2 separate regions of the Homo sapiens genome follow, and region 2 is linked to region 1. Evidence: read pairs that join two places in POLR2A ChIA-PET (ENCODE). Cell type or tissue: Caco-2. All regions are shown on one strand.

What was found. ChIA-PET counts read pairs that join two places held together with the same protein. Peaks named below come from ENCODE experiments on the same cell type or tissue, not always from the same donor. Only the 100,000 strongest peaks of a DNase experiment are listed, where the experiment ranks them.
Region 2: POLR2A ChIA-PET joins it to region 1 with 10 read pairs; 9 of 35 experiments call an interaction of 5 or more read pairs at or near these places.

Annotation. Positions count from the first base shown.
Region 1 is chr10:103,202,019-103,204,518 of GRCh38, forward strand. No RefSeq gene overlaps it. Among named protein-coding and RNA genes, the nearest start is that of NT5C2, 10 kb to the left of the region's middle. RefSeq lists a silencer at 324-530 and an enhancer at 2,461-2,500. In Caco-2, no CTCF peak of the experiment used is centred here; no DNase peak of the experiment used is centred here.
Region 2 is chr10:102,916,932-102,919,431 of GRCh38, forward strand. CNNM2 (cyclin and CBS domain divalent metal cation transport mediator 2) reads left to right here and starts at 1,363. Exons shown (of 8, transcript NM_017649.5): 1 at 1,363-2,500. The coding sequence starts at 1,550. LOC107984265 (a long non-coding RNA gene) reads right to left here and starts at 1,404. Exons shown (of 3, transcript NR_160733.1): 1 at 1,237-1,404. RefSeq lists enhancers at 316-1,002, 1,003-1,689 and silencers at 1,159-1,338, 1,949-2,038. In Caco-2, a CTCF peak has its summit at 669 (motif pointing right); DNase peaks (open chromatin) are centred at 730 and 1,170; H3K4me3 peaks cover 2,389 bases.

The DNA of each region.
Region 1 (2,500 bases):
ACAACAGCTTTTACCTAAACACATTTTAGCCCACATACCATTGATTCTCTCAGACCACAAGCCATTGTCTTCTCTCTGCTTTTACTTTTTTACATTTTACATATAAATTGCATGAACCACTGGGCATGGTGGCTCAAGCCTGTAATCCCAGCACTTTGGGAGGCCGACGTGGGCGGATCACCTGAGGTCAGGAGTTCGAGACCAGCCTGGCCAACATGGCGAAACCCTGTCTCTACAAAAATATAAAAATTAGCTGGGCTTGGTGGTGGGTGCCTGTAATTTCAGCTACTCAGGAGGCTGAGACAGGAGAATCGCTTGAACCTGGGAGGCGGAGGTTGCAGTGAGCCAAGACTGTGCCATTGCACTCCAGCCTGGGCAACAAGAGCAAAACGAAACTCCATCTAAAAAAAAAAAAAAAATTGCATGAACCAGAGAGTGCAAGGCAAACCGGTGACCACAGACATTAGGAAACTGTTGATCACAAGTAACAAGAAACCCAGTTAAAATGGCTTACATAATAAGGAAGTTCAGAGGTATGGTACGCTCTGTGGTAAATATTCAGTAATCAATATTGCCATTAAGGACCAAGTTTCAGCCAGGAGCGCTGGCTCATGCCTGTAATCCAAACACTTTGAAAGGCTGTGGTGGGCAGATGGCTTGAGCCCAGGAGTTCGAGACCAGCCTAGGCAACATGACAAAACTCTGACTCTACAAAAAATGTTTAAGATTAGGTGGGTGTAGTCATGTGTGCCTGTAGTCCCAGCTACTCAGGAGGCTAAAATGGAAGGATCACTTGAGCCTGGGAGGTAGAGGCTGCAGTGAGAGGAGAATATGCCCACTACACTACAGCCTGGGTGGCAGAATGACACCCTTATCTCAAAAAAAAAAAAAAAAACAGGACCAAGTTTTGTCTCTCTGCCCTGTAGTCCTGAAAGTTTGCTTCATCTTACGATGTATAGGATGGCTTCAAGTTTCCTCCTTCATGTCAACAAAGCACAGACACCTCTCCTCCACAACAGTCCTTCCTTTCAACCTAATTGGAATGAATTAGGAAACATGCAGACCCCTCAGACTAAAAGTCATTGCCAAGAAAGGATCATACACCAACAAATTAGATATTGTCCCTGGGGCTGGGGATGGAGAGGATACCTGAGCAAAACTGGAATTTTTCATGGGCAGAAGGAGTGGAGAGTGGATGCTAAGTAGGCAGCCAAGAGTATCCACTACAACTAGCAAAACTGAATATGCCTAAGCCTTGGGTTAAGAGTAGTACTAGAGAAATAGAAAAACAACACACTGGATGTCACATATCCACTAATCTTCTGGTTCTTAAATTTTTTTTTTTTTTTTTTTTGAGACAAGGTCTGGCTCTGTTGCCCAGGCTGGAGTGCAGTGGCACAATCTCGGCTCACTGCAACTTCCGCCTCCTGAGCTCAAGCCATCCTCCCTCCTCAGCCTCCCAAGTAGCTGGGACTACAGGCACACACCACCACACCCGGCTAATTTTGGTATTTTTTGTAGAGATGGGGTTTTGCTATGATGGCCAGCATGGTCTCTAACTCCTGAGCTCAAGTGATCTGCCTGCCTTGGCCTCCCAAAGTGCTGGGATTACAGGTGTAAGCTACCGCGCTAGGCCTGCTCAACTGGTTCTTAACCCTCATGAGGGTTAATTCACCATTAGAGACTGGCTCATGACAGCAGTGATTCTCAGAAACATCAGGAAGCCTATATTCTTGGTGGTGTTCTTTATGTCCTGAGTCTGTCCTTGCAAGAGAGAGAATGGTATGTCTCAGTGGTATAAAGAACCTAGTCCTGCACCTTAGCCATCCTCTGTAGTCCTGGTTCATGCTGTCCCCTTCTTGGATCCCACCCTAGTCCTTCACAGTGATATTGAGCTGAATTTCCCAATTTGGGAAATTTACTTTGGGAGTCTCAGAGCACATTTTGGTATGACAGCTCTATGAGATATTAATAGATGTTACTTAGAAAAAAAGTTCTAGGCCAGGCACTGTGGCTCACACCTGAAAACCCAGCCCTTTGGAAGGCTGAGGCAGGAGTATTGCTTGAGCCCAGAAGTTCAAGACCAGCCTGGGCAACATAGGTAGACCACATATCCACAAAAAATTTTTTTAAAAAGTTAGCTGGCAGCCGGGCATGGTGGCTCATGCCTGTAATCCTAGCACTTTGGGAGGCTAAGGCGGGCTGATCACGAGGTCAGGAGATCAAGACCATCCTGGCCAACATTGTGAAACCCCATCTCTACTAAAAACACAAAAACTAGCTGGGTATGGTGGCACACGCCTGTAGTCCCAGCTACTCGGGAGGCTGAAGCAAGAGAATCACTTGAACCCGGGAGGTGGAGGTTGAAGTGAGCTGAGATCGCACCACTGCACTCCAGCCTGGCGACAGAGTGAAACTCCATCTCAAAAAAAACCCAAAAAAACAAAAAACCAAAAAAAACAGTTAGCTGGCTGTGATGGCTTGTAGCTGTAGTCCCAGC
Region 2 (2,500 bases), 290 kb before region 1:
AGTGCAGTGGCGCGATCTCGGCTCACTGCAAGCTCCGCCTCCCGGGTTCACGCCATTCTCCTGCCTCAGCCTCTCCGAGTAGCTGGGACTACAGGCGCCCGCCACCATGCCCGGTTAATTTTTTGTATTTTTAGTAGAGACGGGGTTTCACCGTGGTCTACGATCTCCTGACCTCATGCTCCGCCCGCCTCGGCCTCCCAAAGTACTGGGATTACAAGCGTGAGCCACCAACGCCCGGCCTGAATGTTTTAAGTTTCAAGGAAAAGACCAATTTGGCAGCTACTCTGCTACCTCGTCACCTCCAGGTGACGTTGGGAGTACTGGGGAGCTAGGTTTCCAGAACTTTTTGCTCTTGAGTGACCTAAGACCCTAGCAGAGTTTGGTCAGTGTGATTAAGAATGAGCCTCTGTGGGTCTGTTTAGGATGCTTGCCCCCTCCCATTTCCTTAACTTGCCTGAATTCCTGCTGGGAATACAGATTCGGGGCCCTTCCCACTCTGTAAATATGGGAAAAGGTCTAGGAAGTATATACTCCTAGCAATAATATGTAGGGGTTCTATGACTAGGAAATTTGGGGAACTGTCCCCCTGACCGCTCCATCCGTAACTTCTGCACACCTTTTGGGGTACGCCGCCGACCTGGAAAGCGTTGCAGGGCGCTCATGCTGCCCGCAGGTGGCGCCACGTGATCGCGAGCCGCAGAGAGCCCGTACCCTAGGAGTCTCGAGGCGCGAGGACTGCTGGTCCGCAGCTGTGCCGGGGCCACCGACGCCGCTTACCCCGGCGGAGCGCCGCGCAGGTGGAGTTGGGGACAGCGGCCGGTGCCCCGGCTTTTTAGGCTGTGTGCATCCCAAGCCGCCTCTAGTTGGCTTCTCGGGCTTCCGGGGCAGGAGGGCGCGCGGCTTTGTGCCTACGAATTGAGAACTGGAGAGCCAGTAACCGGTGCACCGGGAACCTGCCGCCTTGCGCCGCAGGGCTTTAGTCCAAACCTGGCCGGTCCAGGCTCCGGGATCTACTACAGGGGCCCCTGGGGAGCGCGGGCCCCAGGGACGGCTCCTTCCCATTGGCAGCAGGACGGATGCCACGCCCCTTTTTCTTCAGCTCTCATCTTTGACTGGCTCTCGAGTCCCAGATGGCCACGCCCCCTCCCCTCGCACATACACAAGAGTCACGCGCCTTTCAGTTGGAAACTTGGCGTGCAGACGGGGACGGTGGCTCTCGTCGCCCCACCCACTTACCTTGCCATTGGTCCGCGGAGCGGCACACGGTCACGCCCCCATTCCAGCCCCCTGGCTGGGAGGGCGGGCACCCGCTTGTGATTGGCTGGTCGGCCTGCCTCTCGCGGGAGCAGCCGGCGCTCCTCTCCCTCCCTCTTTCCCTCCCGCGAGCCTCGGGGTTCCTCAGCTGGCTGAGGTGGAGTCAGTGTCAGTCAGGGAGGCGAACTGCTGAGCACTGGCCGCGGACGCTCCGTTGCAGTCTCGCCCAGGGGCCGGTACCTGCGCTCGCGCCGCCGGGTTGAAAGGATGAAGCCGCAGCTGGAGCAGCCACCCTATGATTGGCTGTGGCGCTTGTGAACCCAAAGTAAAGATGGCGGGCGGGCAGGCAGCCGCCGCACTGCCCACTTGGAAGATGGCGGCGCGCCGCAGCCTCAGCGCTCGCGGCCGGGGGATCCTGCAGGCGGCTGCGGGGCGGCTGCTGCCGCTGCTCCTGCTGAGCTGCTGCTGCGGTGCGGGCGGCTGCGCAGCGGTGGGCGAGAATGAGGAGACGGTGATCATCGGGCTGCGACTGGAGGACACGAACGACGTGTCGTTCATGGAAGGGGGGGCGCTGCGGGTGAGCGAACGGACCCGGGTCAAGCTGCGGGTGTACGGGCAGAACATCAATAACGAGACGTGGTCCCGCATCGCCTTCACCGAGCACGAGCGGCGGCGCCACAGCCCGGGGGAGCGCGGGCTGGGGGGCCCCGCGCCGCCAGAGCCGGACAGCGGCCCCCAGCGATGCGGCATCCGCACCTCAGACATCATCATCTTGCCCCACATCATTCTCAACCGCCGCACCTCGGGCATCATCGAGATCGAGATCAAACCGCTACGCAAGATGGAGAAGAGCAAGTCCTATTACCTGTGCACGTCGCTCTCCACGCCCGCCCTGGGCGCCGGCGGCTCGGGGTCCACGGGTGGCGCCGTCGGGGGCAAGGGTGGCTCGGGGGTGGCCGGGCTCCCGCCGCCCCCGTGGGCCGAGACCACCTGGATTTACCACGACGGCGAGGACACCAAGATGATCGTAGGCGAAGAGAAGAAGTTCCTGCTGCCCTTCTGGCTGCAGGTGATCTTCATTTCGCTGCTGCTGTGCCTGTCGGGCATGTTCAGCGGCCTCAACCTGGGGCTCATGGCCCTGGACCCGATGGAGCTGCGCATCGTGCAGAACTGCGGCACGGAGAAGGAGAAGAATTACGCCAAGCGCATCGAGCCGGTGCGCAGGCAGGGCAACTACCTGCTGTGC